2 separate regions of the Mus musculus genome follow, and region 1 is linked to region 2. A link is a loop called in an ENCODE intact Hi-C map of the cell type or tissue named here. Cell type or tissue: gastrocnemius. All regions are shown on one strand. Links, peaks and the distances in the headings refer to the core of each region. The heading gives the core; the rest is flanking DNA.

The links. Peaks named below come from ENCODE experiments on the same cell type or tissue, not always from the same donor. Only the 100,000 strongest peaks of a DNase experiment are listed, where the experiment ranks them.
Region 1: it touches region 2 in a loop (1.9-fold over the local background); 3 of 42 quality-filtered maps call a loop at or near these places.

Annotation. Positions count from the first base shown.
Region 1 is chr10:53,911,435-53,919,770 of GRCm38, forward strand. Man1a (mannosidase 1, alpha) reads right to left here. Exons shown (of 13, transcript NM_008548.5): 11 at 7,724-7,896. Among named protein-coding and RNA genes, the nearest start is that of Man1a, 160 kb to the right of the region's middle. In gastrocnemius, for the core only: no CTCF peak of the experiment used is centred there; no DNase peak of the experiment used is centred there.
Region 2 is chr10:54,073,059-54,081,394 of GRCm38, forward strand. It overlaps Man1a (mannosidase 1, alpha), which reads right to left and starts at 2,679. Exons shown (of 13, transcript NM_008548.5): 1 at 2,468-2,679; 2 at 1,358-2,212. The coding sequence starts at 1,966. Gm16998 (predicted gene, 16998) reads left to right here and starts at 2,864. Exons shown (of 3, transcript NR_038016.1): 1 at 2,864-3,795; 2 at 5,165-5,345; 3 at 7,907-8,023. In gastrocnemius, for the core only: a CTCF peak has its summit at 4,158; DNase peaks (open chromatin) are centred at 1,485, 1,784, 1,988 and 2,756; H3K4me3 peaks cover 3,894 bases; H3K27ac peaks cover 3,871 bases.

The sequences.
Region 1 (8,336 bases), core at 244-8,243, 160 kb before region 2:
ACAGCAGGAAAGGGCAGAAAGATCTTAAAAATGCTAGAGATTAGCATACCTAAGAAACTTCACATGCTGCCCTCAGACTATGAGAAAGGTTCTCTGCAGGCAAAACGCCATCATCCAAAGTTGGAATTTGTGGAATGAATTTCAGGGGCAAAAGCTTGAATCAAGAACACTGCTAAAGGGCTCCTCTGCTGGAAAAGAACTGTCTTGGAATGTGCTTCCCTATGTTCAGCCACCACCATACACAGAGGCCACTGCAGCTAAGGCAGAGAGGCTAGGTTATTCTGGAGCTGGCAGCAGAACTTAGCAGTATTGCTCACAAGGTGGTAGATTTGCAAGCATGCACCATGCAAGAATTCCTGGGTGGGGGTGGTGGTGGTGGTAATTAAGTCTTACATCAACGAGTCCCAAAGTGGCTAAGGCTAGAAGTGTTTGACAGGGTGGGATTCTTTATCAGGAGGCTTGGAGAGACCATTGCATTGAGCTGTGATGGCAAAGCCTAAGCTGCAAAGGAGATACCAGGATGTTGGAGTTGCCAGCACTATTGGCCGTCTGTTGATGATATCAGTTGGCTTTATGTGTAACAAGCCAAAAGGTGAGGATACCTGGGCTGGCTGCAGTTTGCAGAACTGGAGAAGTAGGGTTCTTTAAGGCTCCTGGATCTCACAATGATGGAACTACAAACACCAGAAGCCAGGCACAGAGCCATAGGCTTTCCCGGTTTTCTTTCCTTTGGGTTTTGGTCCTGTATGACCAATCATTCCTTGCCATTATCCCATGCCCCCCATTTGGAAGGGAAACATTTGCTCTATGTCACTGTATAGTGGAGGTACATAATATGGAATCTTGATTGTAGAGAGATGGTTAAGGTGACCGTAAGCCTTAGATGATTTTGTACTTCTGCTTTTAAACAAAGCATTTTGCATCTTGAGATGACTGTGTGCCTTTTCAGGGGTCAGGGGTAGGAGGTTACAGACTAAAGGACGTCCGAATCTCAAGCTGAGTTGTCAGAGGTTGTACTTGTGATGCCTCACTGTCTACCCAACCCCTTCAGCTCTGAGCACGTCCATGAGTACTGTGAGCATGGGAGGGTGCTTTCAGAGGTCTTAACTGAGGAGGGAAGAGTTACTGTCAGTGTGTGTCATACATGAATGTGGTTCCAAGACTGAATAAAACCGGAGAAAACATTTACTTCTCTCTGAATCCTGTCTGTGGACATAAACAGCTATTTCAAGTTCCCTCTACTAGGCTTTTTTTTTTTTTTTTTTTTTTTTTTTTTGCCATGAAGAATATACCCTTAAACTATGAACACAATTCTATCTCTTTTAAAATATGTGTGCACATGTGGATTCCTATATGAGTAGAAACATGTGTATGGAGGCTGGAGAACAACCACAGATGTAAATCTTATGAAGACAATCACATCCTTTGAGATAAGGACTATTGTTTGCCTGAAGCACATCAATTAGACTAGACTATTAGGATTGGCTAGGCATTCCCAGGGATCCTCTTGTCCAAACCTTCTCAGTGCTGAGATTAAAGGTGGATGCTTCCGAGCCTGGCTTTTTGTGGGGTGTTAAGACTTGAACTCAGGTCCTGGTGCTTACAGAGCAATTATTTTAACCAACTCTGCCATTCCATGGCTAGTCTTTGAATCATATTTCAATCTCCTGAAAGTTACAGGCCTTTTCATGCTAGTAGAGAAAAATGTTCATAAGCTAGAAAAGGGGTTTGAAAAAAATATATACTTAGAAAATACAGCTCAAAGAAGAGGAAAGAGAAAGCATGTAGCAGCCATGAAGGCTCATGAGTGAGCAGGGACACTGCACCCTGTGCTCAGCCACAACCAACAGATACTGACAATGAGGTCATTGATTTTTCATATGAGAACGTAAGGCAAAGGAGAAGAGAGCAGCCATCCATGAGAAGCACTAAATTGCTAGGTTAAAGAAAGCTGAGCCTATGTGCCATATGAACAAAGAAAATAAAAATTCCCCATGTTTTAGTGCTTAAGAGGAAATCTTTCAAAACTTAAATGACGATCTAAAAACGATGCTTCAATTAAATTCTAAATATTATACCATAAGACAATTGAGAGAGCACTCCAAAGGCAACATCTACATCCAACTATTTTTTTCTTTCCTTCTTATGATAGAAAGGGCTTTTTGATAAGCAGCCAAGTATCAGATGAGAGGATTAAGCCAAATTTTATTTTGTAAATTGAGAAAAAAAAAAGGTCAGCACTAAAAAAAAAAAAAAAAAAAAAAAAAAAAAAAAAAAAAAAAAGTCAGGTGAGGTTATTCTGGGATATAATGAAACTGAATTTCCAAATAGTTCCTTAAAATGATCTTAACCACCAAACCTTCCATAGCCCATTCATTCCCGTGAAGCTCTTTTGGTGATAATAAGCAGAGAAGCCAGAAAGGACAATTAGCTCTCATTTCTATCCATGGGAATTTTCATGAGTTCTTTCCTTTGATACAGAGCTGGCAGGTGGACAAGGTGGTCCATGCCTCTGTATCAAAGGAAAGAAAAAGATTTCATCATGTAGGAGGCTCAGGCAGGAATACTGAGTTTGAGGCTGGCCTGGGTTAGCTAATGATACCCTGTGAGAAGCAAACCACAAAAACCCAGTGACCCGAGTATCTCGCCATCTCTCTATTCAACCAAGCAACCAAGGAAACAAAAGAGACCAGAAAAGGGGAAGAGAGAAAAGCGTTGCCTTTGGGTATAGACAACACAGACATCTTCCTTGTCAGATCATGCCTACTCATAGTTTTGCTCCCATAATTCCTCATTGGACAATAAGAACAAGAGTTGTGCTGGGTAGTTTTTGTTAACTTGACATAGGTTTTATAGTCATTTGACAGGAGGGAACCTCAATTGAGGAAATGCCTCCATAAGTTTAGGCTGTAAGCAAGCCTGTAGAGAATTTTTTTAAGTTAGTGATTGATGGGGGATGATCCAGTTCATAGTGAATGGTGCCAACCTGGTCTGGTGGTCCTGGGTTCTATAACAAAGGAGACTGAGCAAGCCATGAAGAGCAAGCCTGTAAGCAGCACCCTTCCCTGCATCAGCCCCTGCCTCCAGGTTCCTGCCCTATTTGAGTTCCTGCCCTACTTCCTTCAGTGATGAGCAGTGTGATGTGAAAGTATCAGCAAAAGAAATCCTTTTCTATCCAGTTTACTTTTGGTCATGATATTTCAGCACAGCAAAAGAAACCATGGCTAAGATAATTGTCAAGAACACAAAGATGGTGAGAGTGGACCACTGGCCTCAGGTCTAGATTGCTAATTACAGTCTCTGAAATTCCTTAATATGGGCAGAGCTCTCAACAAAGGCAAAGCAATATTCACTACAATAAAAAGGCCTTTTGGTAGCCTAGTTATTTTCAAGCTTTTGAGGCTTTAGATAAATTAAAAATAATCTAGAAATGAGGATAATGTAGAAGACTATTTAGAAGAACTAAATACCCCCAAGTCAAAGTCTAAATGCATGAACTGAACACTTGTATGCACTGGCTGGAAATGCTATCACGAGTTCTCTTATTTTGTATAATTAATATGTACTTATAACAAAATTTCCCCAAACAAAAGTGTAAGTGTTGAGATATAAGGCATATGAAGCTAGGCACACCAGGCTTTCTGGGCTAACAGCACGGATTCTCATCCTAACCGTTTCTCGACAGTGGACACTGCCACATCTTGAGCAGATCATTTCATTAGTGTGCTCTGGCAGTGCTCAGCCTCTGGGCATTTTGTGTAAGGGCTTATGTTATTAGGGACCAAATGTGCTGCAGCATGCCAACAGCAGAGGACAGGATGTTAGGGCTGTTTATAGTGACTGTAGCTTGAATCAGTGGATGGAAGACAAACCTGACCCCGAGTGATTATAATTTGGGGTTGGCTGAGGAAGCCAATAGCCAGCAGGACCAGTCAGACTCAAGTCAGGAAGCACTGCTATGAAGATAGGAACTGAACAGCCAATCCACAGAGATTTGTAAGAGTCAACCCCCAAGCTATAACACCATTGGTGGTGTCTGCTTGAAATTTCTCTGGTCTCAAGGAAAAAAATAACAAAGGCTCAGGAAACACAAATAAATCAGAGCGCGTTTGGGAGGAAGGATCACAGCTGGGGAAGTAGCAGGCGTATTGGGAAAGAAACACGATTCTCTCAGATTCGGAATGTTGGTGTGCAAAGCCTGAGGTGCACGGCATCAAAGAAAACTGAAGAAAGCAAAAGTCCCATGAGGACTTATCTTCTGTGGATCAGCTGTGACATTACCTAATCTGTACGAATAAGTAGGCACCGCTATTATTCAGATAAATCTTATCTGCCAGCTGTCACATATTCAATTGGGACAAATGCAATACCGTTCTTGCCATTACTGACGGATAGCAAATGAAGTACCAGCTAGAAGTTCCTTTTGGGAGGTGTGTTCACATGTGTCTGAATGATTATGATTACTGGTGTACTATTTACTCAGGAAGGCAGGCTCCAGTGTTGCACGGTGCCTATGTACACTGTCCTAATGTACTTAAAATAATTATCCTATCTAATGAAGACATGGAAATCGGTTTTACTGAGTCTATATCAGTGAAAGAACACTGGGAAAAGGATATTATTGTGTGTGTGTGTGTGTGTGTGTGTGTGTGTGTGTGTGTGTAATACAAAGTTAACTAGGTAACTTTGGGTATGGATTCTCACTTTCTGTCTTGTTTGTGACAGGGCCTCTTATATTCCTACGCCACCCCTCCTGGCCCATGGATTTCTGTGGATTCTCCTATCTCCACCTCTCATCATGTAGTAGAAACACTAGGATAATGGACATAGGCTAGCATGCCTGGATTTATGTGGTTTCTGGTGATCTGAACTCTGAGGCTCCAGTGTGCAAGGCAAGTACTTAGCCAATGGGCCATCTCCACAGCCCAGAATGTTGTGTGTGACTATAGAGTTATACCAGGTGATTTTTCGTTTCCATACATTTTAGTTGAGTTCCCTGAAAAGTGACATGCAACAGAGGTTGTGAGTAGGGAGTTTATTGAGAAGACATCCGGAAGGAAGTGAGTCTAGATGAATAAAACAGGAGGCATTAGGTCCTGTGCAATGAGTGGGCTCCAGCTGTGTGCAATGGAGGAACAGGTCATGGGCTGTGCAGTAAGCATGAGCAATGGTGAAAGTGTTCTTTAAAGAAGAATAACATGGTTAGACACCAGCTCTAGAATCTCATTGGCTAAAGACTGCCTTTGGAGCCAGCTCCCCGACTGCAGTGAGCTGCCTACTGGAAAGTGATCCCACTTCTTCCTGGCATAGCTGCTACCTGTGATCTCTTAGGGCTTTTTTAGGAGGAGCAAAAGCTAGCATCAGAATTGCTATGAAGCAGGGCATTTCTGCTACACAGGAAGAGCCCTGCACTGGGGTTGCTGGTGAAGTGCAGGGAGCATGAGAATGGGCAAGTGTTGGTCATGACTGGAGAAAAGGCAAGACCTCAGGAGTGTGTGCTCAGCACTCCAGCTGAGCTTTAACTGGAATTACTAGGAGCTAAATCAGGAGACACCTTGGTTTGGACAGAGGGAAGTAACTTCCTAGCACATGTCACATTAAATAAAGAATGAGATATGACTCACCTATAGGAAACCAAGGCAACTTTTACAAAGACACTCCCCTCACTGGAAGAATCAAGCAAAACCATTTACTGCCCACCAAGTAGCAGAGATTTCCTATTTTTGATAGCCTTTGTCATACACTTTTTTTTTTTTACATTTAATATCTATAATGTTGTCATGAAGTGTTGCCGTGAGTAGTATGTGAAATGACGTTGCCTCCTACAGATTATGCTGTTAGGTTTTTCTTTTAATTTTGATTGTATGTGTGTGTGTGTGTGTGTGTGTGTGTCTATGGGTGTGTACAGATATGATGACCTGTGTGAGCATATGTGGAGGCCAGAGGTCAATGTTGGGTATCCTCTGTCACTTTGTATTCTGAGGTAGCTCATTGCTGTGGCTAGACTGGCTGGCCAGTTGAGAATCTGCTTGTCTCTGGCACTCTTATCATTGTGGGGATGACCTGATTACACAGCCGAGCCTGTATTTTACATGGCTTTGGGGGTTTCTGAATGCAGTCCCCCAAGCTAGTATAGTAAGCTACATCTTTCTTGAGATAAGATGCTTTCAAACTTGGTATAGAGCAGAGCATGACCTTGAGCTTTGATCCCGTTGTTTCCTGAGGGCTGAATTGTAGGTGTGCACTGCCATGCGTAGTGTTTTGGTGCAGTAATCAGGCCCTAGGCCCATGTGTTGCAATACAAGCATTCCAGCGACTAAACCACACCCCCAGCCCTGGTGTCTGATCTGATGAAATACATTATTCTTGATGTTTCCAATTTAATCAGTATTTGCAATTCAAACTCATAATTCCTTTGCAGGCCAAGTCCCAGCCAGCCCCATACCACAGAGGCTTGGATGAAATTCACTTTTTAACATTTGCTTCCAGAGGAAAAAATGTAAATCTAAACAAGAGGAGTCACTACTGATTGAATATAATTAGAGAACAGAATATTTTCCTAATTGAGGAAAATATGTAATAAAAATATTAAAAAAAGAATATTTTCCTTAAAATGACTATTAGTGATAACAGATACACTAGGCTGGTAAAGAAGGTTAATCAATGGCCCCCTGAGGTGATATTTAGCTTGACATGGACTTCCTGAGACTTCCCAGAGAAGTCCTTTCTATGATCAGTGTTTAAGGCAGCTAGCTTTCTACCAAGAAGCTAGGGAGAATAGAGTAATTAAAGTGTCTGCTTGCTCTTATTCTCTGTGTTTTCTCCTACTCCTTTCTGCATAATAGCCCTTAAAACTAGCCACGGTTTGATGTATAGGTGAGGGAAACTCCTACGAACCTAGCACCACAGATCTGGGAGATAACGTTCCATATTTGGTAGGAAGAAACCCAGGAAAAGCAGTTAAAGCACCATATTGAGGTAGAGTAGAGAAATTCTACTGGTGGACAGCCATTGTCCAAGGGAAACTGTTCTCTAAGTTCTCCCAAGAGCTAAGCATATAGCTCTTCCCAGGACAGTGGCTCTGAACCTTCCTAACGCTGACATCCTTTAAGACAGTTCTTCATGTTGTGGTGATCCCCCAACCACAAAAGTATTTTCATTACTACTTCATAACTGCAATCTTGCTGTTGTTATGAATCATAATGTGAACATCTGATAGGCAGGCTATCTGATAATGCTACCCCGAAAGGGGTTGTGAATCATAGATTGAGGACCTGTGCTCTATGTAAAAGCATAGGGTTTCATTAAAGCAAAGCCCAAGGAGCAATGGGAACACATGGGTTCTACAGTGATTTCAAATAGACAACAGACAGTGCTGAACATCTAGAAGCTGTCCAGCATCCCCAGTGGAACAAAGCAACCATTCTTTCTACAGTTAGGATAACTTCATGCTGTATCATGCCTTTCTAGAGCTTCCTGTCTAGATCTATATGCTTCAGTATTCAAGTCTACCTGTAATGCAGTTTTATTCCTGCTCCGTAAGCCAAAGCTAGAGCCCACTCGACACAGTGAATTAGCCGGAAACGGGCAGCCCTGAGCGGAATGACCTTGATAAAGGTATGGAAATCTCAGAAAAGTTGCCACAGCAGGTTTGCAGTCTACACTGAACATTTTTTTGCACTAAGAAGTTGATCTGTAAGAAATATGCAAGCTCAAACGTCACCTCCACGGCTTCCCAGGCCCAGGTCCTGTACTTGGGGTCGTGAGTCAGTCGCCACATGTACATGTATGTCTCGATGACCTCGGGCCGTAAGATGTAATACTTTTCATTTTGCCTCGTGGCAATAGCTTCCACACCGCCATCAAATCGAAACGCTTCCGGTCCCAACTTCACATCTAGAGCACATGCAATCAGTTAACAAGGGTTACCTCCTGAACAAGGGTAGGACCTTGACAAAAAATCAGAAACCCCAGTGTGATTAAGGGCTAGTTAGACACACCATACAATACACAATAGTCAAGATATTTCTAAATTTGTATCAGCTAAAAGAATCCATTTTAGAAAGTGACAATTCTTTTTTTTTCTCCTCTTTGTCCCCCTTTACCTCCTATTTACTAAACACCCACTGGGTGTTTAGAAGGTCCTGCAGCCATATTTGCTAGGTAGCTGAAAGCTTGGTGGTTGAGAGTTCTCTTAGAATGTCACAAAAGGCCGGTTATTTAATCTTTGCATATAAATGCCTATTTAATAAATGGGAAGTCAGACATATAATCTCCTTATGGGGCTTTGGGGAAGTTTCTTTTTGTATTGAGTCGGAGACCCTTGCTCAGTGTTA
Region 2 (8,336 bases), core at 90-8,089:
AGAAAGCATGCTGGATGATCAAACAGAGCCATGAGCCTGGAGGGTTAAAGGCTCATCTCAGAGGAGACTGAGAGGAACCCATGTCCACTTGAACTTGCTCAGTGACACCTTACCTGATCTCATCTGGTCTCACTCACCTCCTATGGCAACCAACCTGCCTCTACCCCTCTATCCCGTAGCCACTTTCAGTCTCTGCAGCCTCCACGTTCTGTTTACTCCCTTACAATGCTATCACGACCGTTTCCTGATAATGGATCCCATAGCAAAACAATGTCTTCACAAAAATACTACATCCATTGATAATGTAGAGGATGGACCCAGAGTTGGGATGCTATGCTTTTCCATAGTTCCTCGGGACTGGATTCCCAGGAAAACACAGAGAAAGCAGCCTGGAAGGACACATGTCCCCAGAGTCTGGTAACTGGGAAGCTGCAGCTCCTTCGTTCAGGTCTCAATTTGGTCATCAATGGCTTCTTGAGCTGTCATTCCTCAGTTTCACCTTTGAAATGACAGACTGAAAGGATTTTCTAGGGTTCCTTCGCCTTTAAGCTTGCAGAAACCAATCACATGTTGCGAGTAAAAATAACCAGAAAGAAATTACACAGGATTTACCAAAGTCCATGTTTGCTCTAGATTAACTTTGTCACTGAGCTGCTGTGGCAGGCTGACCTGTTGCATCACAGAGAACACCCCCTTCTTTCTGACAATGTTCTAGAAACACAGAAAACAGTAGATCTGTGTGTGTGTGTGTGTGTGTGTGTGTGTGTGTGTGTGTCTGCGTGTGCGTGTGTGCGTGTGATGTTTTAAATCAGTAAAAGACAGTATGTGGCCCATGACGCAAGGTCTCAGGTTTCAAGTTTACAGCCTGTTACACACACACACACCTGGCAGGGAGGGCCACATGACTGAACAAGGGGCGTGCGTTGGCTCACTGTTATAACCTGTGTCTCATGTGTGATTGATGCCCTGTGTTTACAGTCAGCTTCAATTTCAAACCACCTGCAAGCCTCTCTAAAGGGGACAGCTGCTCAGTACCTGCACAATGACTGCAGGGTAGACTAACTGCAGCCAGCAAGGAGGAGGCAGCTATCTCCTGTGCCCAGTGTATTCACTCACCCCTGCCTCTTATAGCTTAAGCTCACCAAAGCATGCAAGTTCAATGGGATTCAGCCCCAGATCCTCACTGGTCACTTATCCTGAGGTAGTAAAAGGAAAAACGTGTAGCCTTTGGCACGGTGGTGGAAGCGATGACTTCCCTCGCCTTTGCATGATAAAGGTGAAGTCCTAAGTTCCAATCGTTTATCAAACCTCCCAGAAAACAGCAGCGTGAGTGGGATTTCAGGCAGGCTTTACTCACCTCTTTGATCTTTGCCCTCTTCTCACGGATGGTGGCGTCAGCGGGCTCCCGGTTCTCTACCCCGACGGGGGGCAGGAAGTCCACCTTGGGCAAGCCCCTAAACAGATCCTTGTCACGCAGCTGGTCCTGGGCCACCTTTTCCTTCTCCAGCAGAATGTCTCTTTGGATCTCCTCCGGCAGCTTCTGCAGGGTCTCCTTGGCTTCCCTGAGAGCCCGCTCGTGGTTTTCGCGGATCCTGGCTAAGTTGTCTTCCAGTCCAGCTCCAGGGTCCCCAGGCGCGCCTTCCTCGCGGTGCCGGACTCTCCCCTCGGCGGCATCCTCCGCACGCGCCCCGAGCCCGGGCTTGTGCTCCGCCGGCGGCTGCAAGGCAGGGTTGGAGTGGAACAGGACCCCGCTGAGCAGCTTGGAGGAGTCAGGCAGGAAGAAGATTGCCCCGAAGCAGAGCGTGATGAAGGCGCTGAACACCAGCAGCAGCACGAACTTCTCGGTGAGGCGGAAGGCAGCGGGGCCAGACCCCTTCCTCCCGCCGCCAAGCCCCCCGCCCAGGCCACTGCCCAGGCCGCCGCCCCCAGGGCTACTGAAGAGCGGCAACAGGCCCCCCACGGGCATCGCTCCGGAGGTTGTAGCCGCCGGCTGACAGTCTGTCCAGGGGCCCGGCGCCGAGCCGCTCAGCAGCCAAACTTCGCTGCCGCCGGCTGTCAGCGGCTGCGGGGCCGGCTCTTGCGCATCCAGGCCGCCCAGAGCGCGTGTCTGGGCTGCGGGTCTCCCCGCTTGAAGCGGCTCCCCTCCGGCGATCCTCGCCGGGGCGGCTCCTTTGGCAAACAGGCACGCGCGGCAAACCGCTGGCTGCAGCCCCTGTTGGGGGGAGAGGAGACAGTAAAAGCGCAGTGGTTAGGAAGGTGCTGAGAAAGTTTCCAGTGGGGTCTCCGCCCTCCCCTGGACCCGGGATCCGCAGGACCGTATCCCGGCAGGCAACCCCGGGGTCCAGCCGCGGGCACCACCCTCAGAGCCCACTTTGGACTTGGGGTGAAGTTTTCCAGCCGCGGAGGCAGGGTGTCCCGCGACATCTGGGTCAGCACAGCGGGCACCTCGGTGGCAAGGGCGGCGCACCTCTGGGCAGCAAGGGCGCCGCGTGCGTAGGGGGTTCGTCAACTTCTCCAGCTGCCCATCTCCGAGCGCTTCCCGGCGGGTGGTAGCACGCGTACAGCCGGGTGGCTCTGAGGCCCCGGGACACGGCTCAGGTGAGCGAGCGCACCGACCTGCCGGCGTGAGCCAGCGAACCAGGCACCGTACTGCCCTCCGTCGCGGCCCCGCCGTGCACTAATAGCACTGCCGGTCTCCCGAGCGGTCGGAAACGAGGGCGGTGACGCGTCCGGAGAGTGACAGCGCGTCCGGGCCAATCTTACGCCTCCCAGGGTCCCGCGGGGGTGGAGCCGAGGCGGGGAGGGGGCCGCACGGGGCGGGGAGTTTACGGGAAGCGCTGCCTCTCCGGGACCCGGCAGAGGCGGGGAGGTCGCGGCTCCCCTGGGCTCCCGAGGACTGGAACTGCGCCCGGGAGCCGTGTTAAGACTCGCCCGGAGGACCAGAGCCGGAGTTGGTCCGAGCTTATTCCGCCCAAAACCTATTCAAGCCGAAGCCCCAAAGGTAGTGGATCCCCGAGTGACCACTACTAATATGGTAGCGACAGCTTGCCCCAGTACTCGAAATTGGCGATCCCGAAGAGCATGCAGGGGATTGCGGGGGCAAGCCGTGGTTTTGAAGTGGTTTTGAAGGCTTTTCTCCAGCCACCCCTTATTACCCAAGACAGGGATTCCCCGGTGCCCAATAACTCTCAAATCCAAAGTCTCCAGGCTCCTCCACAAAGCTTTTGAGCTCTCTACTCTACCTCGTTAAGAGCCTTTTACATCCTAGGCGACTTGGGGTTTGGGGACTGCTTGGGGCTCTAAGTATACACCCTCTTCCCCTTACAATAAACAACAACAACAACAAAAGTTGTATGACTCCCCCACACTCCCCCACACCCCCCCCACTTTCGAAATTCATTTACCTCATCGCAGTTGGTCAAATTTTCCATTCAAAGAAGACAGTTTTATGCTGCCAGAGCTCCAAGCAATAAATTGAACCCTGTTGAAATTAAGTCTTGGATGCGACAACTCCCAGCGAAGGCAAGACTTGGTCCAACAGAGATTGTTTTCAACACAGCCTTGCAGTATTCAGTCTCATGGAATGTCATGGAAACTGGCTCCACCTCCCATGACATCCATTGGAATGCCCTGCTGATATTGCATAGATCTACATTTTGACCTGGCTGGGAACCCCCTGCCTCAGGGTGAAGAGACAAGAAAACATTTCCCAAACTGTGTTATGAATCCCCTGTTGCTCCACAAAGAAACAGTTACCAGAGGGAAATTTGACTGACTTCCCACTCCTGAAAGCTGGTTTGTAGCAGCTCTGTTTACCCTCAACCTTCTCCGGAAACATGATTTTAAAGTGTGCCCTTTACTTGTCTTAAACCAGAGGAAAACAGCTGGCAACTTCCAGGAGAGTGCCCACAGCACAGTTGTTTCCAGGTGTTGTGCTGTGTGCATAAAGTAAAAAAGCCAAGGCAGAAATCCTAAGGTCGTTTTCGTTTAAATGTTAATTATCATTTTTAGCCATCACTGTTTGTTGTGTATTGGGTTTGTGCAAAATGAGCCAGTAACATAGTCAGAAGTTCTGGTTAATAAGAAATTATGGCTTGATAAATGTGACTTCATAGCTTGATTATTTTGATACTTGCTATGAAATTCTATGCCCAGAAGAGTGCAGCATATCCAAGCAGGGTAATAGATTTAGCTCTAAAAATGAAAGCAATAATGTTTTCTTTTAATGACGAAAAGGTAAATTTCTTTCAAAGTACATTTGTAGGTTGTGCTTAGGTTGAAAACCTAATGACTGAAATAATAGTGTTTATCTCAATGAGACCCTTGAAACAGCTACCTCACAGAAAGGAAGACAGATCCCTAGAAACAGGGGCTAACTCCTGAGGAAGCCAGTTGCTTTCTTTCTGGTCATTTGGTGATGGTAATTGTGCTGCCATTATTTTTCCAACTATGTTTTAAAAATGGGATTAATTTTAAAGAGACAGGAATACCTATGAACTTTGATTTAATTTGGTATATGTATTCCAGAAAGTAATAAAATCAACCTTTAAGTACATATACAAGGATATGACAGAGAAGTCTTAACTAATTCTGTTTCTAAACTCCTTAATCTTGACTCCAAATCAATCTGGGAATTTAGGATACTTCCTATAGTGGATGCATTAAAAATTTAGCACATCGAAATTTAAATTTTATTTATATATATTATTTCTAAACTTTTAAGGGGACTGTTCTTTTTATTTTGGTTCACTTTTGTGACACTTACTTTAAGATTCCCCCATCCCACCCCACCCCCAGTTTATCATTAGATGTAGGTTTATTGTAATTAAAGTTTGGTTTTGATAATCTACTTAACAAAGAGTTAGCCTGTGTGATGGAATATAAGTCCACATTCAAGGATGCCCATCTGTGTGAAGCAGGTTGAGAACGTGTTGAGAAATGCCCATACTCGGGCTACAGAAGGTTTGAAACAGACTCACAGTGGAGTTATTTTAAGGCATATGCTAATGAAATCTGCCTTGCAAATCTCTTTATATAGCCACCCAAGGCCCCATGTATGTATGGAAAGCAGGGAGGACAGACAGCAGGTAAGAATGAGCATGCTATAGCGGGCTGCCACGGTGTCTTGATCTCAGTGCTTAGAGCTCTTTATCTTCTCTCTCAGAAAAACATGGAGATGGGAAATGAATGAGACTACTTCCAGTTTCTCAAGCCATGAATCTTTATTCTGTCTCTTGAGTGAAGACTGCAGCTTACCTACCTGAAGGAATGCCTTGATCTTTGTGAACCCAGCGGTTTTGACAGGACTACTGTTTACTCATTGTGAATGGGCTAGCATAAACTTGGTCTGTCTGTCTGTCTATCTGTCTGTCTGTCTCTCTCTCTCTCTCTCTCTCTCTCTCTCAGCTAGTCCTTCTGATGTAAAGCTCTCTTGTCCTGTTTGCCACTTACCTATAAGTGAATTCTCACTTTATCTCTCTTTCAGTACTTTTATCTCAGTGTCTTTCTTTAACAATTTGTAGATACTTATGTTTTGAAATTTTAAGAATAGTCAAAGCATTCTCTGGTTAATATGGCTACTTGAATTTCAGAGTTGTTTTTTTTTTTTCCAAAAATAAATGAACGAAAGGTAGATTTAGCATTTATAGTACCATAATTGTAAGCACAACTCAAGGAAAACTGGCAATATTTTAGCAAGTTAATAGTGTTGTAAAAAGCAGTGCATGGAGGGTGGTGAGATGACTCAGTGGTTAAGAGCACTGACTGCTCTTCTGGAGGTCCTGAGTTCAAATCGGAGCAACCACATGGTGGCTCAAAACCTACTATAATGAAATCTGAAGACAACTACAGCGTACTTACATATAATAAATAAAATCTTTAAAAAAGAAAAAAAAAGGCAGGGCAGTGGTGGCACACACCTTTAATCCCAGCACTCAGGAGGCAGAGGCAGGCAGATTTCTGAGTTCAAGGCCAGCCTGGTCTACAAAATGAGTTCCAGGATAGCCAGGGCTATACAGAGAAACCCTGTCTCAAAAAACCAAATCAAACCAAACCAAACCAAACCAAACCAAGCCAAACCAAGCCAAACCAAACCAAACAAACCAAACAAACCAACCAAACAAACAAACAAAAAAAGCAGTGCATTTTTAAAAATGAAAGCACTAAAAGCTTTCTTGGGTATTTTCTTCAATCCTCAAGTGATAATTCTATGAAAGATTTTTTTAAAGATACTAATTTTTTTTGGATTCAAAACTAAAATATATCTCAATGAATAAGTAGATTTGATATAGATAACAAGTACTGAATATTTTTAACAAGTTACATCCCTGATTCATAGAGTTTCTAATTTACTTCAAATCCAGGTCAGAATGGCTCTTGAGTTTTCATTTTAAAAGTAAAATGTAATCTGAAGAAAATAGTTTATTGTGAATGTCAATCTTGACATTTCAATACTTCAATGGACAATCCTGAATTTTATATTAACTTTCACAAAACAATTAATTAAAGACTTAAAGGGAACTATCAGTAATATTGGTACTTAAATTGGAGGGCATAGTCTATTTATAATGCCGAGTTTTTGTTTTTTCTTCCCCTATATTTACCTTGGATGGCTAAAGTAGTAGAATACTGTTATAGAAATCCCGTTACCCTTACAAATAAGAAAGGAAGGAGTAGCTAGCTATACAGGGTTGAATCCTTATGCCCACCTTGACTCTGCGGGACCAAGTTAAGACATCTATTTTTGTTTTAGCAGTTACTTAGAGATATCAGAATCCCCAATTTTAAAACATCCTATAGCAGAAATATTTGTCAACTGGCTTTGAGGAACTTCCCATGGAATTCTCTGTAGAAAGGAAGTTGTAAATAGTGCTTTGGCTTGCCAGTATCCTCTATGAAAGTGTGGGGCTCTACAGAAGTCTACAAAAGTGTTGGAGGAAGATACTATTACAATGCCAGTAGTCAATGTAGCATTATAAGTTTTCATTCAGTTTGAACATTGGAGCTTGAAGCCAAAGTGCCTTTAAAGAAGAAAAGTGATGATAGTCTCAGAGAAAGTTCTCAAGTTTCAGGATGAGAATGGTGTATGGAAGTTCTCAGATGTAGTTTCCATGAGATTAACCAAGAGCCTGAATAAAATAAGCCTGTAGAGTACCTGGGCAAGGGATTGAACAAGAAATTTATTATTGAAGACATTGTATACCCTTGGTTTTGTGACCATGGCACATGAGTTGCCTGTGTTCTGTAGCTCTTGTACTATATCTGCAGCATTGTTGTGGATTTCAAGCAAAATGTTTGAAGTGATGTCTGGCATAGTAGGCACTGAAGAAGTTTAAATAAATTTCTCCCTTTCCCTTGTAAGAGAATTAAATGCTAGGCCTGGAAAAAGACAGGAATCTGTCAGATTCTCAAAAGAATGATCCTAAAGGAGGGAGAAGGAAAGACATTACGGATGTGTCCTATAATACATATCCTGAAATAACTTCCACCCCAGGAAGGGATACATTGGCACCTCCATCCAGCCGTGCCCCGGAGAGGGCTATGTGGCATCCCTTCTCTCTTTGTATAGGCAGGATCAATACTAAGGCACCCCAAACCTTGAGAAAGTGTGAGTGATAGCAAAGTCTCAAAATGAGCAAAATGACATTCATGACAGTGCTTGAAGAATCTGAAGCCATGGGTTCTGGGCAGAAAAATCTTCATAGGGGATGTTAACAGTAGCCATTAAGGACGTGAGAAGATACATTTATGGCTTGAGAAGATACTATTTCAACAGAGTGAAACAAAGAGCAAATCTCTCTCCAAGAATAGGGAAAGATCATTTTTCCTTTCTTAGTTTTGAATACATTATAAATATTTTAAAATAGTTTTTCTTGAAAAATAACATTTATTCCATTTTCTGTTTCAGAAAAGATCTTATGCTGGTTCAGAAGCAAATAGAAAAATAGAACTCAGGATTGAAAGATTTTGATACATTATTCTGCCCAATTGAAAGATTTTTTCATGAAATAAAGTGAAATAAAACTATGTATGCCCACTCTTATTTTGGAGAAATAGTCTGCAAGCACGACACAAGAGCACTTGCCTTCCGTTTTTTCATTGAAAAGTAAGCATGCTGTTTGTACAGTATGTTCAGTCTTTCTTATTGTCCTTGAAGGCAGAATCTTGACTTCACTCGGGTTCTCTGTGGCAAGAAATTCACTTGTGGTTCTTTGTTGATATAGCTTCTTTTTCAAGTTCATTTGGTTTATTTGTGTCCACTACAACATATAAAGTCACCTAGAGACGAAATCAAAGTTCATCTGTGTTGTAGGCAATGCCTGAGCAGATTCTACTTG